Regions from separate parts of the Mus musculus genome. Here region 2 is linked to region 1. Evidence: chromatin contacts called from ENCODE POLR2A ChIA-PET data. All regions are on one chromosome and are shown on one strand. Each heading gives the region's core, a stretch centred on a gene start or an enhancer-like site at or near the end of the contact. The rest is flanking DNA. Distances are from core to core; before and after follow the strand shown. Region 1 holds the start of 4933423K11Rik (a long non-coding RNA gene). Region 2 overlaps C87436 (expressed sequence C87436).

Region 1 (7,591 bases), core at 1,458-3,957:
TACTTCAGAGATGAAAGGTGAAGAAAGAATTCCGGGAAGCTCGAGGGCCAGCATTCTTGGTGTAGTCAGTCTAGGAGAAAACAACAAAGAGACTCTATCTAAAATGTGATGGAGATCACACACCCTACTGTGGGAGACTGACCAGATGGGCTGTAGTGGAGTGCTCCCAAGAGTCTCCTTTGTCTGGTATGCAGACTTCCCCCTTTTGAGTTCCCAGTGGAGGATGTGGCCTGGTAAGTAGAGATTTGGGCACTACATAAGAAAGAAAGGCTAGCCCTGTGAACCACCCAATAAAGGAAGGCCAGTAGTAGAACTAATAAGACCGAGGATGGAGAGTGGGTGTGAGCCAGATAAAGTCTGTATCTACCTTAGCAGGAAGGCACTAGATAATGGCCAGCACCAAATTTAGATATAGCCACAGAAGCAATTTATACATCGAGGTGGAGTCAACCCCAAGGTTTGGAAACACCAATAGCTTTAGGAGGTATATCCTCAGAGGTGTGTGGCTCAGTTATCGAGCCAGAGTGAGACCCTGGGGCTTCTCTCTGGAATACAACTGGAGTTGCTGGCAGGAAACAAAAATAAGAATTGAAGATAGGCGTGGTGGTGCTGATCTGGAGTCCCAGAACTCTGAAGGGAAAGTTAGGAGGGCTCGGGAGTTCAAAGCCAATTTATGGTGATTTCAAGGCCAGCCTGTGCTACAAAGACCCTATCTCAAAATTAAGTTACTAAAGGGCCTGGAATAGTGGAGAATACCTTTAATAGCAGCACTTGGGAGGCAGAGGGAGGACGATGCTTCTTGTGAGTTTGAGGCCAGCCAGTGTTACACGGTTAGACCCCGTCTCAAATAGAAAATTTAAAGTAAGTATAATCAGATAGGAAAGCTCAGTAGGTAGAGCAGGTAGCTGCCACAGAGCCTAATGACCTCAGGTGATCCAGTGAGAACTGAGGCCCAAGGATTGTTCTCTGACACCTTCTGCCCCCCGCAGAGACAGACAGACAGAAAGACAGACAGAATAAAGTAAAAGATATACCCCAGGATCTAGGAAGGGAGGACTTTTGAATTCTCTTTCTTCTCCCCTTCCGATGTTTTTAAAGTTTTATTATTATATTTGGTGTGAGAGAGTGTGCTACGGTGTACTTGTGGAGGTCTGAGAACAACTTGCTGGAATTAGCTCTCTCCTATCACGTGAGTCCTGAGGAGGATCGAACTCAAGTTGTCAGGTTTAGTGGCAATGAAGACACCTTGTTGCCTACTGTTTTGTTTTTGTCCTGAGTATATATGCATACATTATTAAAAAATATTCTAAGCCAGGCAGTGGTGATGCATGGCTTTAATCCCAACCCTTGGGAGGCAGAGGCAGGTGGATCTCTGTGAGTTCAAGGCCAGCCTGATTTACAAAGAGAGTTCCACAACATCCAAGGTTACACAGAGAGGCTCTGTCTTGAAAATTGAAAAAAAAAATCTAATTTAAGGGTAGGCTCTGAAAGTTAACAGAAAAAAGTAAAGGCTCACCATGTAGCCCAGGCTGGCCTTGAATTTGCCTTCAGAGTCCTGGGATTATAGGCTGTGCTACAACAGCTTCTTTGTTATGCATCTTAGGTAAATTTATCTAACCTATAATTCTGCCTTCTGGGAAACCAAATTCACATATAGGGTGGCTCTGAAGAATGAGTGAGGTCATGCACAGAAAGCTCATGAGTCAGTTGTTGGCCGACTCTTGCTGAAATTCAGCATCCATAATTATTAACCATTATCTTAATAATGAAACAAGTGTGCTGGCAGTTCTCAGAACACAACACACAGTAGGCAAGTATGAATGGATTTAGAGGTGGAAGATTAGTCCTGTGGTAGAATGCTTGTCTACTACCAACAAGGCCCTGTTTGCCTTGTTTGTATATAAGGCTAATGTTTTAGCTAGCCTGGAACTCACTATGTAGACCAGGCTGGTCTCAAACTCAAAAAGATCTTTCCTCCTCTGCCTCCCAAGTGGAAGTGCTGGGATTAAAGGTGAGCACTACTACACCTGGCCACACAAAAGTTTTAAAACCAGTGGGCACGCCTTTAATCCCAGCACTCAGTGGAGGCAGGAATTTAACAATTCGAGCCGTAATCTACATAGCAGGTTCCAGGAGAGCCAGAAGAGACTCCGTTTCCAAAAAAAAAAAAAAAAAAAAAAAAGGGAGTGGGGGAAAAATCAAAGCAGAAAAAGATTGTTTTAAGTCCCACTCCAGTGATTTCCCAGCGGCGGCTCTAGGTCATCACATATATGTAGAGAGTTGAAAATGGGAGCGCATGTGCGATTTAGGGGGTCTCTAGAGTAGGCATCTTATCTACCCTCAAATCCACGCCGAGCAGAATGGATCTTCGAAGCAGCGAGGGCTTTCAGGAGTACAGGAGCTTGCAGAAAACCCTGACACTGTCCAGGTAGAGCGCGGTGGATAGTTATGCAGAGAGGTTCGGCTCTCTAGCTTGGAGTCGCTGCCTAAACGGGGCGGGGCCATGGTGGTAACCACGCCCACCTCTCTGCAGAGGCTGCAAGCGGCCTTCGTCCCTAGCCCCCTCCATTTCTTCCTTTGCAGTTCCGCACTGTGCACAAGCGAATCCGGTCGTGATTAAGGCATGGCCAGATCTCAATCCTCTCCCCCAACACACGCAGAGGCCGCGCCCTTCTGCACCGGTCACCTTTTAGAAGAGCAGCGGGAGCTTGAGGTTCCCCCAGAGGGGCTGGGCCAGTGAGAAAGCCCCGCCCACATCTTTGCAGAGGCCGCGCCCCTCTCTGGGTTTCTTTAGCTCTTAGGCAGCTATATGCTGGTGGAACTGGGGGCGGGGCCTGGCCTGGGCCTAGGCGGGGCGTGACGTCGCGGGGCGGCCGGCCGCCCGGGAGGCGGGGCGGCGGGGAGGCGGCGGCCCGCTTGGCCCAGGCCAGCCCGCAGCTGCGGCGGTCGGTGCGCTGCAGGCGGCGCGGGGGAGCCGGCTCCTGACAGCATCCCGCGGCTGCCACGTCTGTCACTCTGTCCCAGGGTCCGCCATGGCTCTGGTGCGGGACCCTGAGCCGGCGGCCGGATCCTCCCGCTGGCTGCCCACGCATGTCCAGGTGACCGTGCTGCGGGCCAGCGGGTTGAGGGGCAAGAGCTCGGGCGCCGGCAGCACCAGCGACGCGTACACGGTGATCCAGGTGGGCCGAGAGAAGTACAGCACCTCGGTAGTGGAGAAGACGCAAGGCTGCCCGGAATGGTGCGAAGAGTGTTCGTTCGAGCTACCGCCTGGAGCCCTGGACGGCCTGCTGCGGGCACAGGAGGCAGATGCGGGCCCTGCGCCCTGGGCCTCCGGCCCCAACGCCGCCTGCGAGCTCGTGCTCACCACCATGCATCGCTCACTCATCGGCGTGGACAAGTTTCTGGGCCGGGCAACCGTAGCTCTGGACGAGGTCTTCCGCGCAGGCCGCGCCCAGCACACGCAGTGAGTCTGGGGCGCTGGGAGCAGGGACAAAAACGGTTGAAGGCCTAACCGGGCGGGGCTGGTTGGGACGTCTGGACCCGGTCCTCCCACTCAAGGACACAAACCCGTATACTGTTTGTTACTTCTCATTCAGCCTTCTGCCCTCCCCAATTCCCCCTGACTGTCTCCCCAGCAGCCTGGTGGGCCTGGAAGGCCTGATGGAGTTGGTGTAGTGACCAAGCGTTGGCAGTACATGGCCAAGGAAAGTTCGGAATGGGATTCTGAGGCTGTGGGAATTCAAGAAGGGAAATTTAAAGACTTCAGGGTCTGCCTTCTTTTCCTCAAAGAGGTGACTAGCCTGTAGGTAGTGGAGAGGAAGTCTCACCTTGTAGAAGCAGGAAGGTGAGGTGTTATCTTCCAAGGCAAGATTGAAGGGAGACACCCCAGCCTTCCCAGGGGTTACACAGGACACTTGGCCTTTGAACGTTCAGGGATACACCTCACCGTATAGACGTACTCTGTGACTCTGTCTTAGGGTACCAGGACTGAGAGCATTGGCCCACCTCGGAGTAAAGAAGGGTACATTTGAATCAGCTTGGGTCAGTGGGACAGTGGTTATAATGCCCTCAGTTCTCCGGATTATTTTCTCTAGAAAGGATAGGAAAAGTTCTTATTGTTTTGTTTTGTTTCGAGACAGGGTCTTTCTACGTAGCGCTGTCTGTCCTGGAACATGCTATGTAGACCTGGCTGCCTTTGAACTCAGAGATTCTACTGTCTCTGCCTCCCCAATGCTGGGTTCAAAGGCCAGAGACACCAAAGCCTGGGAAGGGTAGGAGGTTAAACATTTATTTTGTCAGAGTGTGTCCTTTGTAGGGTTAAGATCAAAACCTAAGATTTGTCTTTGCTGTGGTGGCACACACCTTTAACGCCATCATTTGAGAGACAGAGCTGTGTGTATTTCTGTATTCCAGGCCAGCCAGGCTACACAGAGAAACCCTGCCTTGAAGACCAAACCAAATAAACAAAATAAAAGACCTAAGACTTGGATCACCTTTTCCTGTTTGGGCCAGGGACCATGTAGAAGTCAGTCCCCAGGGCTGACCACCTGCTGTGGCTTGCTTGGGCCAGTTAATTTCTAAGCCTCCTGGGTGGGGTCCCAGAGAATGGGTGCAGAGTGGTGTCCCTCCGTAGGAGAACTGCTAGGCAAGGTTTGCTGGTTTTGAGTAAGTCAAAGAAGGCTTGCTGGAGAGGGATGAGCCTTCAGCCTGGTGCAGACGAAGAGGAAAGCAGGCTTTGAATAGAAAGGATCTGACCTTGAGCAATTTTTTCTTTTTTCCAAAACATGACTAGGGAAGGGCTTTCCTGGCTGGCCCACTGTGGCTGGGGTGGGATAGACCTGGGCACATTCCAGGCAGGGCTGTGACCTGACTTCATCCTCCCTCCCCTGGCTTCTCTCCTTCCCTCATGACTTGCTGTTTAGTTGCTGGGTGTGGAGTCATGAGGTATAACTTGGTCCTTGTTTTCTTCTTTTTCCTCCCTCTTTTGTGTCCTCACCCTCCTTCCTGGTCCAGGCCGATCAGGGGGCTGGGTGTGGGGTGGAATGCTCTCTTCTGCTCCCTTAGCTCTTTCCTTTCCCCATTGCCATAGCCCCATTACCCTTCAGCTACTCTGGTACATTATACATGGGGTAAGCATTAGGGCCGGGTGGACTGAAAGGGTCAGGTGGGGGAGACCAGCTTGCAGGGAGAAGCTTCTTGGACTTCTGTTGTTATTGTTGCTCAGTGCCCTTGCTTCCCTCTTGGCCTTGGCCTTGAATCTTTCTTAGTGGAGCTGGCCCAGCCTGCAAGTCCAGGTGGGCCTGTTTTTAGCCAAGAACAGTGCTCCCGGGAGAGTCTGACGTGCTATCCCTTGATCTGAACGGGAGCCTTAATTTACTTTGAGAAGTCATCTTTTCCACCAGCTTCAACTTCACACCCACCTGGCTGCCTTTCTGCTGATTCCCTGCCTGCCTGGGATTATTTATAGAGTTGGAGAGGGCAGGAAGTGGGGCACTTAGGGTGGGCAGAGGGAAAGTCCAGACAGTTGGCCCGCTCTGGGCTCTAGTCACTGGGCCTCATGGCATGCCCACTGACAGAGAACGGAGGCGGCCATTTCTGTTCCACAGCCTTCAGACTCTAATGGCCCCTCCTAGAGGTGTTTCCTGATCACCCTGGCCTGAGCCACTGAGGCAGAGAAGATGGAGGGTGATATCCTCAGTTTTGGAATCTGGTGGGAAAGTACTGTATTCACATTTACTCTCGGAGGCAGGGGCAGCGGGAGCAGTGGAGCCCCTGTCACCCAGAGGATCTGACTTAGGAAGCTCAAGCTGCGGAGTTGCGTGGCATGGGTCCCTTTCCCTCTCGGGTGCTGCTTTATGGCAAGGCAGGTAAACTCTTGAGTGTCTCCGTTTACTAGTCTTTAAAATGGGGATAACTTATACCTTCCCAGGGTTGATGTAGGAGATGAAATGAGAATACAGAGGGAGATCTAGCGCTTTTCCCAGGCTCTGAGTGAGTGTGTAGGGGGATGCTGGGGGGGGGGAGCGGGTAGTGAAGAGCTGTGATGGTTGAAGGTCATGGTAGCAGCATCTGGTAACCCACCTCTGGAAGAGGTCCTCTCCCTCTGAAGAACCTGCTGAAGAACTTTAAGTCTGGAGAAGCCTCATGTCCGTGGTTGGTGACAGGAGGAGTCTCAGGTCCCCAGCTACCTTCTGCAGCCCTTGGGAGGCCCAAGAACTTGAGCTGCACCTGGGAAGCATCCCTGATCCGAAAGCCAGGCTCAGATCACCTGATGGCTCTGCAGCTCTCCCTGGCTTGCTTGGCACTGCCCATGCCCTGGAGGAAGCCATTCTGGCACAATGCTGGTTCCTTAACTATTTCATCCCATCTCTGCAAGGGTCACAATGATAGAGGTGGACTGTAGAGATTAGTAACATGTCTGTGAAGCCATGCATAATGCAGATGGCTGCTTTCACAAGGCTAGGTTTGAGTTGCTGTGGGACCTTGCTTCTGTGCTGAGACTTCAGCTGCCCCAGGGACCCCTGAAAGTCACTTCTCTGTGAGGCACTCTTCAGTGTGAGAGGTTTTACTGGAGGCTTTCGAAATATCCAAAGAGGAAATAAATCCACACTCTGTGCTCCCAACCCAATCCGTACCAGGGATGGACCTCCGTGGCCAGCGCGTGTTAGGCACGCACACACTATTGCTGCGCTACATTTCCAGCCCTCAGAGAGGAAGCTCTCAACACAAACAACATGGTGCACATGACACTTGGCTAGACCAACTTCCCTCTGGAGCACAGCTGCCTCTAGGACCCCAGTGTTGGTGTGTGGCAGGGACAATTCCAGGGTGCTACTCCCTTCTAGCTTAGTACCACCACTGCCCCCTGACACCCCCATCCTGGAACTCCCATTGGGTGCCAGGTTTGTTACCCTGGCTGCTAGGACCTAGATGGGGTGGTGGCAGTTAGGGGTCTTTGTTACCTGAGGGGTCAGATGGGGACACTTGGCCTCTTCTGGACTTACTGCCGAGGACGTGGCCTGTGCCACAGGGGATGGCCCTGAATGATTTGGAAGATGGAAGAAAAAACAAGAATTTTGGAGTAAGAGGCTAGGGAGTCTGTCCCAACGCTTTTTGGGTGGAGAGACAGGCCTTTGGCCCAGAGAGCTGGTTGGTCTGCACTAGAGCAGGGAGGACATAGCACCATCTTGTGTGGGGCCCCACAGTTTCCTTCTCCTCAACCTGGTCACGCAGCCTTGAAGCCTATGGTATAGAAATAGATTGGGCTGGTCCTCTGGAAAAGCCACGGCTGTGGGTTTGTCAGCTGGAACCAGTTGTCCTTTCTCATCACAGTCTAAAACTGTGATCATGGTCAGGCTGCTAACCGTGCCCCTCCAGTGGACTCGTCAGGTCCTGCCCGGCATGTGCCCCTGGTTTATCTCTTCATTTTTTTTTTTTTTTTTTTTTTTTTTTTAGTTTTTAGAGAAGGCCCAGGGAAGCCCATGGGTGTGGAGGTCTGAGGGCAGAGGGTTTAACTAACTGGTCATGGTCATGGTCACTTTAATTCCTGATTCTCCTGCCTCTCCACCCTAAGCACTGGGTGACTGGCATG
Region 2 (7,591 bases), core at 2,765-5,264, 1.1 Mb before region 1:
ATCTAGAATTCCCTACTCTCTGCTTTGTGCTGATATCATGTTCCTGAACGTAGCTACAGAGGCCGGCAGTAGATGCTGGTTGCCTTGCACTGGGAGGGAGGCTTCCTGCTTTCCCTCTCTGTCCTTTCCCACAGCTGCCCAGCCAGAGCTGATCTGAAGGGCCCAATATGGCTGAAATACTTTCATGCTGGTCCAAGGTGAGAAAGTATCTACTTAGGCAGTTCACAGAGCTGAGAGTCTGTAAACTAAACACTGGCTGTTGCTAACATACTGAGGACAGTGGACCGGAGCTCCTCTCTCCTGCCACAGGAGCCACCAAGCCAAGGAGATCATCAAATTCAAGTTCCCCAGAAAGAGCTGGTTAGGCCCAGGCAGCACTTACTTCAATTCTTAGGATGACCAAACTCCCTTTAGGTCTTCATGGTTCTTTTTTTAATATTTGTAAAGTGTTGTATGAAGTTTTGCTTGCATTTGTATCTGTGTACCATGCATGCTCCTTATACCTGTAATGTCAGGGTGAAGCAGATGGTTGTTAGTCACCATATGGGTGCTGGGAACTGCACTCAGGTCCTGTAAAGAGTTGCAGATATTACTAACTGCTGAGTCAGCTCTCCAGACTTTTTTTTTTTTTTTTCTACACCAGGGTTCCCAGTAGCACAGGCTGGTTCTGAAGTGCCTAAGTAGCTGGGACAGACCTATGTGGAGAGCTCTTGGGGCCACTCATAGAAATTTGGCAAGTATTTGTCACTGGGTTCAAGGAAGTAGGCTCAGATAAGAATTCACATTTGGGCTGATGCAAAGCTCAAGGTAAACTCAGCCAAGGAAAGTGTGGGATTCCTTTGATTTTGTTCACCCTGATAAGCCCCTGGAAACAGTGACCAAGGGGCTTTGTTTATCTTGTTTGGTTCCCTTGTCTTTGATCTAAGAACTGACCCTATTCTCTGCAAGTACCTAGAATGGTATAAACGCCTCAGCACTGGCTGGAGTCATGTTATAAAGCTGTCTGTCTGTCTCTTTCTTTTCAATCCTCCTTCCCTCCCTTGAGACACTGTTGACTGACAGAGCTGGCTTGGTCAGACCTTGAAGAGTTTGATGCTCTTACCTCTATCTCCTGAATGTTGGGATTACATGCAGGAGGCACCACACAGTTTCTATGATGTTGGGGATGGAACCCAAGGCGTTGAGCATATTGGGCAAGCTTTCCCCCAGCTAAGCTGCATCCCCAGCTCTCCAAGGCAGTTCCTGACACACATGATTAGACTCAGGTCCTGCTCAAACCCTTAGCAGTCTGTTCCCAAGGGCCTGTGCCTACAGGTCCCAACAGCACGATGGCTGACTCAGGATAGGAACCATTGCTTTTCCAGCCAAGGCAGGAGGAAAGGTCTTGTTCTATCTACACAGGTTCTATCAACTAGGCTCAGAAAGTCTCTGGACATGAGACAGAAGCTGCCTGTCAAGAAGCATCTACTTGCAGGGCCGTGGTGGCGCACGCCTTTAATCCCAGCACTTGGGAGGCAGAGGCAGGCGGATTTCTGAGTTCCAGGCCAGCCTGGTCTATAGATACCCAGGGTTACACAGACTGCCTTGACCCCCCCCCCAAAAAAAAAAACCCCAACAACAACAACAAACAAACAAAAAGCAAAAAAAGCATCTACTTAAAAAACTTGGGCTCCAAAGAACTACTACAAAACACCCACACATTCAACTGTCTGCCCCCACACTTCTTCCATTATCTTGACCAGAGGGGAGATCAGGACAGTGCATACCTGTAATTCCAGTCCTAGAAGGCTCAGGCATCCCAAGAGTGAGGCTAGCTTAGGCTATATAGTGAGACCCTATCTTAAAAGACCAGACAATTAGGGCTAAAAAGCTGTGTGTCAACTCAACTTCCAGCCTGTAGCCTTCTCTAGTAAGACCTATGTACAGGATGCTGTGCTCAGAGCATGGAGAACAGGCATTGTGGGTTTGTAGGAATAACAGGTCCAGAAGGGGTGACTACTGCTAGACCCCGATAAATACGCTAATACAGAGTCCTTCTATTATTAGCCCACCCTGCTGAAGGCCATGAAGGAAGGACTGCTTCCCCTCTGGGTTCTTACTTTTTATTATACCTCAAATGCTGTCTTTCATCTGAAGCCCAAGGTAGCCTTGTCCTAATAAACAGGACAGGAGTGACCAAAGGAGACCATGGCGGGCAGGCAGGCAGGCCGGGCGGCCGCAGCATCCCTTACACCCTCCAGGAGGAGCTGGATACTCACTCTGCACAAGGCCCAAACCCTAATAAGAGCTGGAGAAGTAGCCATAGTTCAACTCTGTCCCTACTAAGGGGACAGGGAATCCATTTTTCTCAGCTCAGATGATGGTTCCCAGACCTCAGCTTCTTATTCCATTCTTTCTGGAAGTCAGGGACTGTGGGGCAAAAGGGTACCTCAAGGTCACTCGTCAGTGCTGTGCCGCCAGTGACAAAGAATTAGACTGGTGTTCGGGTAAACTCTGGTACCCACCTTGAGTTCTGAAGCAGGTCCCATTTCTAACCCCTTTGCCACCCAGAGGGCTCGAGGCTTACTGGGGCGGTAAAGAGGAAAATCTTCTATTAACAGTCAGGGAACAGAACACAAAACCTTCCCGGGTTTGGTTAAGGTTAGGGACTACCAAGTCTTTTGAGGTACCATTCCTTTTGTTCCTGAGGTGATTGATGGTGGTTAAAGGAGGCAGAACGTGGCTGCCCTGGAGGAAGGTCTACTGCGGGAAGGAGCCACAGACACCTTGGAGGCCTCAAGAGCTGTGCTAGTGTAAGGTGCGTTGGAGGGGAAAGGAGGGCAGGCTTTCTAAGTCCCTCCTACTATCTCCTCCTTTCTCTCCCACCCCTCCTTCTCGCCTCTCCCCTTAAACAATCCCCTCCCCCAACTCTTCCGGCCTTCCCCTCGTCTCCACACTTCCTTCCTTCCCGGCTCTCCCCTACCCCCTCTCCGCACCCCCTTCCCATCTTCAGCCACTTTCCTCTACCCCCCACCTCTTTTACATCTTCCACCCCTTCCTACTCCCTTCGGCCCTTCTCCCCTACCCATCCCCCTCGTCTCCCTTGTCTCCTCCCCTCCAGCTCGACACTCGGCGGTCGCCACGTCCCCAGCCCCGCCCACGCGAGCTCGCAGGGAACCCCGGTGACGTCACCACCCGCAGCGCCCTCCTTCCCGCGCTCTCCAGAAAGGACGCGAAGGTGGTGACGTGTCCGGAGCGCCAGCGCGGCTGTGCACAAAGCGCGTGACCAACCTGCGGCGCCGCCTGGCGGAAGAACAGTGGCGGTGTGGCTGGAAGCGACGTGCGGCGGCAGCGTGGTGACGTCACCTCGCGGGGCCACGTGACCGCGTGCTGTTCCGGCTTCTCCCCTCTACCGGTGTGGGCAGAAACGTGGCTTCTTTACTTGCTCTACTTGGTCTCCTGAAACTGCCTGGCTGCTTGGTCGCGCTGCGGGTCATGGGAAGTTTGAGGATCATACTCATTCTCTGCCCTTGTCATTAACCGAAATTGTGTCTCAGGATGGGCCAGAAAGCACCATCTTCAGCCACATCAGCAGATCGCATGTGATGCTCTGTGTCATTATGCAGACGTGGAGTTTACGAACTAGTCCAGAGTATCCCGAGTATCCCGAGTCATTCAGGAGCGCAGTCCAGGCCTCAGCCATAGCTGCTGGACCCACACCAAGCCGTAGAAGGGAAGGCAGGAAGGAAGTCACAAATCCTTTTGGGAACCAACCTTGTTATTTGAAAGGCAGTTTTTCACATAGCACTTCGTACAGTGTCAGGGTGCTTCCTAGAAATGCAGGTCTTGGACCTTGCCTTAAAGCTTACAATTCAGATAGACACTTTTGTTGACACGGGGTCTCACCTTGGCTGACCTGGTTCTATGTAGACAAGGTTGCCCTTGAAGGTGTGCACCATAGTGACCAGCTAGAATATACATTTCAACAAGATCCCAGAGTGAGTCCTATAAGTACTGGTTTGACAGATTACTGTGCATCAAGCCCTACCGTGAAAATGGTAATATCAAAGTCACAGGCCTGCCCCAAGTTAAGCCCCAACTGAATGGACAGTTGGCTAGAACTGTCCCAAGGGCTTGTATGGCCTGGCCACACCCCATTTCCACAAGGTGCTTGTCCAGCCTTTACTGTAAACACAAGGCACCCCCCCCCCCCTCCAAGCAGGTTGGAGCTGGGTGTTTCGTCATTTACAATTAAAACAGAGTTATCAGTTATAAGACATTCCTATCAAGGGGCTGGAGAGATAGATGGTACAGCAGTTAGGAGTATTGGCTGCTCTTCCAGGGGACCTAGGTTCCCAGCACCTACATGATGGTTCACAATCCTCCCTAACTTCAGTTGCAGGCGCTCCAACAACCTTTCCTGATTTCCCAAGGCACCAGGCACCCATGTGTTCATATATACATGTTGGCAAAGCATGAGAGAGAGAGAAAAAAAACCCCTGCATATCAAACCAATGTATTTCAAGTTGAAAGAATATATACGTAGAAGTAAACTAAACATAATTTTAGTACTGTGTAGAACTCAATCTGTAGCCCCAGTGAGACTTCAGGAAGAGTAATTCCTAGAACCCAGGGAAAAATGAAGACTCAGTGGGAAAACTGACTGGCATGATAGTGTAAAGGGAAGTCATGGCAGGTGTGTAGAAAATGCTTCCTCCTCTCCTAGAAGGCAAATCTTCACTTCCTCCACCATCTTAGTTCTAGGATGAGTGAACCTAGAACTTTTGAATTTTATCAGCTGCTTTTAAAAAACAAAAAAAAAAAACAGGTTCTCACTTTGTAGTTCTTGCTGTCCTAGAACTCACTGTATAGATCAGGCTGGCCTCAAACTCAGAGATCTGTCTGCCTCTGCCTCCCGAGTGCTCAGCTGCTCTTAATTTTGAATAATAATAATGATAAAATAATAACAATAAATTTAAAAATGCCTTTAATCCCAGAACTTGGGAGGTAGAGGCAGATGAATTTCTTGAGTTCTAGGCCAGCCTGGTCTACTGAGTTCCAGGACAGCCAGGGCTACACAGAGAAACCTTGTTGTGTGGGGTGGGTGGGTGGAGGTGGTGGTGAATATGTGTTGCTGATCCCCTGGCACTGCCTACTTTCCTGTTGACAAGATAAATTCTCCCACAGGTTCTAATTGTAAAATCATGACATCAATGGCACCATTTGGAAAAACTAGTGACACTGTACTTTATTTTGTTATCAGAATAAAGAGTGATTGGAGCTCTTGGGCAGAGAGAGAGGACCCTGCTCGGCCCAGGGCATCGTTAACTTTCCAACACTGTTGGCTAAGATCCAGTGCTGTGACTTTTGGAGAATTACAGAAAAACAAGCTGCAGGTGAATCCATGAGAAGCCAGTGAGCTGGATTTTTGTTGTTTCTTCTAAAACTCTGGTCAGAAATAAGTGCCCGACTTGTATGAAGACTGTACACACAAGGCTATTTACAAGAGTTTCTTCTACAGAACACACATGGATGGGCTGAGTAACTGCATCTTAGCCAAGTGTGGTTCGTTAGCAGGGATCGTATAAGTGCTACTAGGATTTATAGTCCTCAGGGATTGGGATGTGCAAACTCTGCAAAATACTCTTGATTTGCCTCAAGGGAAAGTGATAGTAGTCAGAGGGGCCAGCTCCAAAGGTTGGTCCATGGGTGGCCTTGGGTCCTGGTAGTCAGCCACATGTCCATTCCGGTGGTGACCATACTCAAACTTGATTCGAAGCTCACCAATCTTGGACTGTGGGAGGATATCTGGGATCCACTCAATGATAAAGGGCGTTGGCTCCTTTTGATCTGGGGAAGTGTTACCTACAGAGTGAAAGGGGGAGGCCGGTTAGTATGAGTCAACTTATTCCCTTCTTTGTTTTGGCTTTTATGGTTTTTTAGACAGGGTCTTCACTGGAGCTCAGGATGTACTCATATTTACTGTGTAGTAGATAATAACTCTAGATGTGGCTGGCAAGATGGTTCAATGTAAAGGCACTGGGAACACAAGCCTGGAGACCTGAGTAAAATCTCCTGAACCTACAGAAGGTTGGCCAGAAAGATCCACCTCCCAGTTGTCCTCCGAGCTACGCATTCATGCTGTGGCACACACAACTCCTTTACTATGACAACAGAGTTAAGAACAATTCAGGTTTTACTGGTGTTGAAGGCTAGACTCACAGCTGGATTTGAAATGAAATGACTGCCCTTTGCCAGATAAAATGGAGAGTTTAGCTGGGCACTGCATATGCCAGGGTACCCAGCTCCTGCGATCTGGAGGTGGACTGAGGGTTCAAGTCCATTCTGCAAAGGCAAACAAAACCCAAACAAACAAAACAAAAAATAAAAAGGAAGTCTTGGGGCCTGGAGAGAAGAAGGCTCAGTGGTTAAGAGCACTGGCTGTTCTTTCAGAGGTTCTGAGTTCAAATCCCAGCAACCACATGGTGGCTCACATTCATCTGTAATGGGATCTGATGCCCTCTTCTCTTATGACTGAAGACAGCTACAGTGTACTCATATGCATTAAACAAACAAACAAATAAATCTTTTTTTAAAAGGAAGTCTTTCAGGAGAAAAAGCTTTTTTAAAAAAAAGTCACCTAGGGGCTGGAGAGCTGGCTGAGTGACTGATGAGCAGTGTCTGCTGCTTCTGTAGGACCTGTTTCCCAGCAGCTTCAGTGGCTCTCAACCACTTAACAGCTCCAGCTCCCAGGGAACCATTGATGGCAACTGAGCACACAGAAATACAAACCACCCTTTAAACACAACTAAATGTAAAACAAGCCGGGCGGTGGTGACGCATGCCTTTAATTCCAGCACTTGGGAGGCAGAGGCAGGAGGATTTCTGAGTTCGAGGCCAGCCTGGTCTACAAAGTGAGTTCCAGGACAGCCAGGGTTACACAGAGAAACCCTGTCTTGAAACAAACAAACAAACAAACAACAGAAAAACCAAAACCAAACAAACAAAAATGCAAAACAAAGAGAAAGAAAGACAAAATACCCTGACAGTAATGCATATATAGTCTTTACTCTTGATTTTATTCCCAAACAGGCGGCCTTTCTTAGCCCCATCCCTTCACTCTGTCAGCTATTCCCTTCTCACAGTGGTCAGGAAGGAAGCACTCCCAAGATGAACCTGAGGTTTGTGACATGGGGCTGCAGAGTTGTGTGTGTCAAGGTACTGTCCGGCTCATTTGGCAGACATTACAGCTTCCATTTCAAGATACAGAGCTGCTAGGACTTCACTTAAATGTCAGTGAAAATAGAAAATTCCGGAAGCTCAACTGATGACTGAAAAAGCATGGTTGAAGCTGACTAACAAAGTCAGAACTCTCAGGAAGATGCAGTTTGCGTGAGGACAGCTATAGAAGAACATAGAAATCCACATGCTTGGAATCTGAGTTCTGTAAACCCCCTGTACTGGCTGGTTTTGTGTGTCAACCTGACACAAGCTGGAGTTATCACCGAGAAAGGAGCCTCCCTTGAGGAAATGCCTCATAAGATCTGGCTGTAAGGCATTTTCCCAATTAGTGATCAAGGGGGAAGGGCCCATTGTGGATGGTGCCATCCCT

What was found. ChIA-PET counts read pairs that join two places held with the same protein, here RNA polymerase II (POLR2A).
Region 2: POLR2A ChIA-PET joins it to region 1 with 11 read pairs in embryonic stem cell. The contact joins the enhancer-like site here to the promoter of 4933423K11Rik in region 1. POLR2A ChIA-PET finds 5 or more read pairs at or near these places in 2 of 5 experiments (Patski and embryonic stem cell).

Annotation. Positions count from the first base shown.
Region 1 is chr6:85,369,970-85,377,560 of GRCm38, reverse strand. 4933423K11Rik (a long non-coding RNA gene) reads right to left here and starts at 2,707. Exons shown (of 4, transcript XR_869208.2): 1 at 2,339-2,707; 2 at 4-70. Rab11fip5 (RAB11 family interacting protein 5 (class I)) reads left to right here and starts at 2,927. Exons shown (of 6, transcript NM_001003955.2): 1 at 2,927-3,463. The coding sequence starts at 3,033.
Region 2 is chr6:86,467,999-86,475,589 of GRCm38, reverse strand. It overlaps C87436 (expressed sequence C87436), which reads right to left. Exons shown (of 10, transcript NM_001364557.1): 10 at 5,202-5,844. The coding sequence ends at 5,636. A430078I02Rik (RIKEN cDNA A430078I02 gene) reads left to right here. Exons shown (of 3, transcript NR_131126.1): 2 at 2,689-2,797; 3 at 3,101-5,313. Among named protein-coding and RNA genes, the nearest start is that of A430078I02Rik, 9.0 kb to the left of the region's middle. Within about 2 kb of position 4,014, at least 1 of the 3 ENCODE cell types and tissues checked has a DNase peak (open chromatin) inside an H3K27ac peak, as active enhancers do.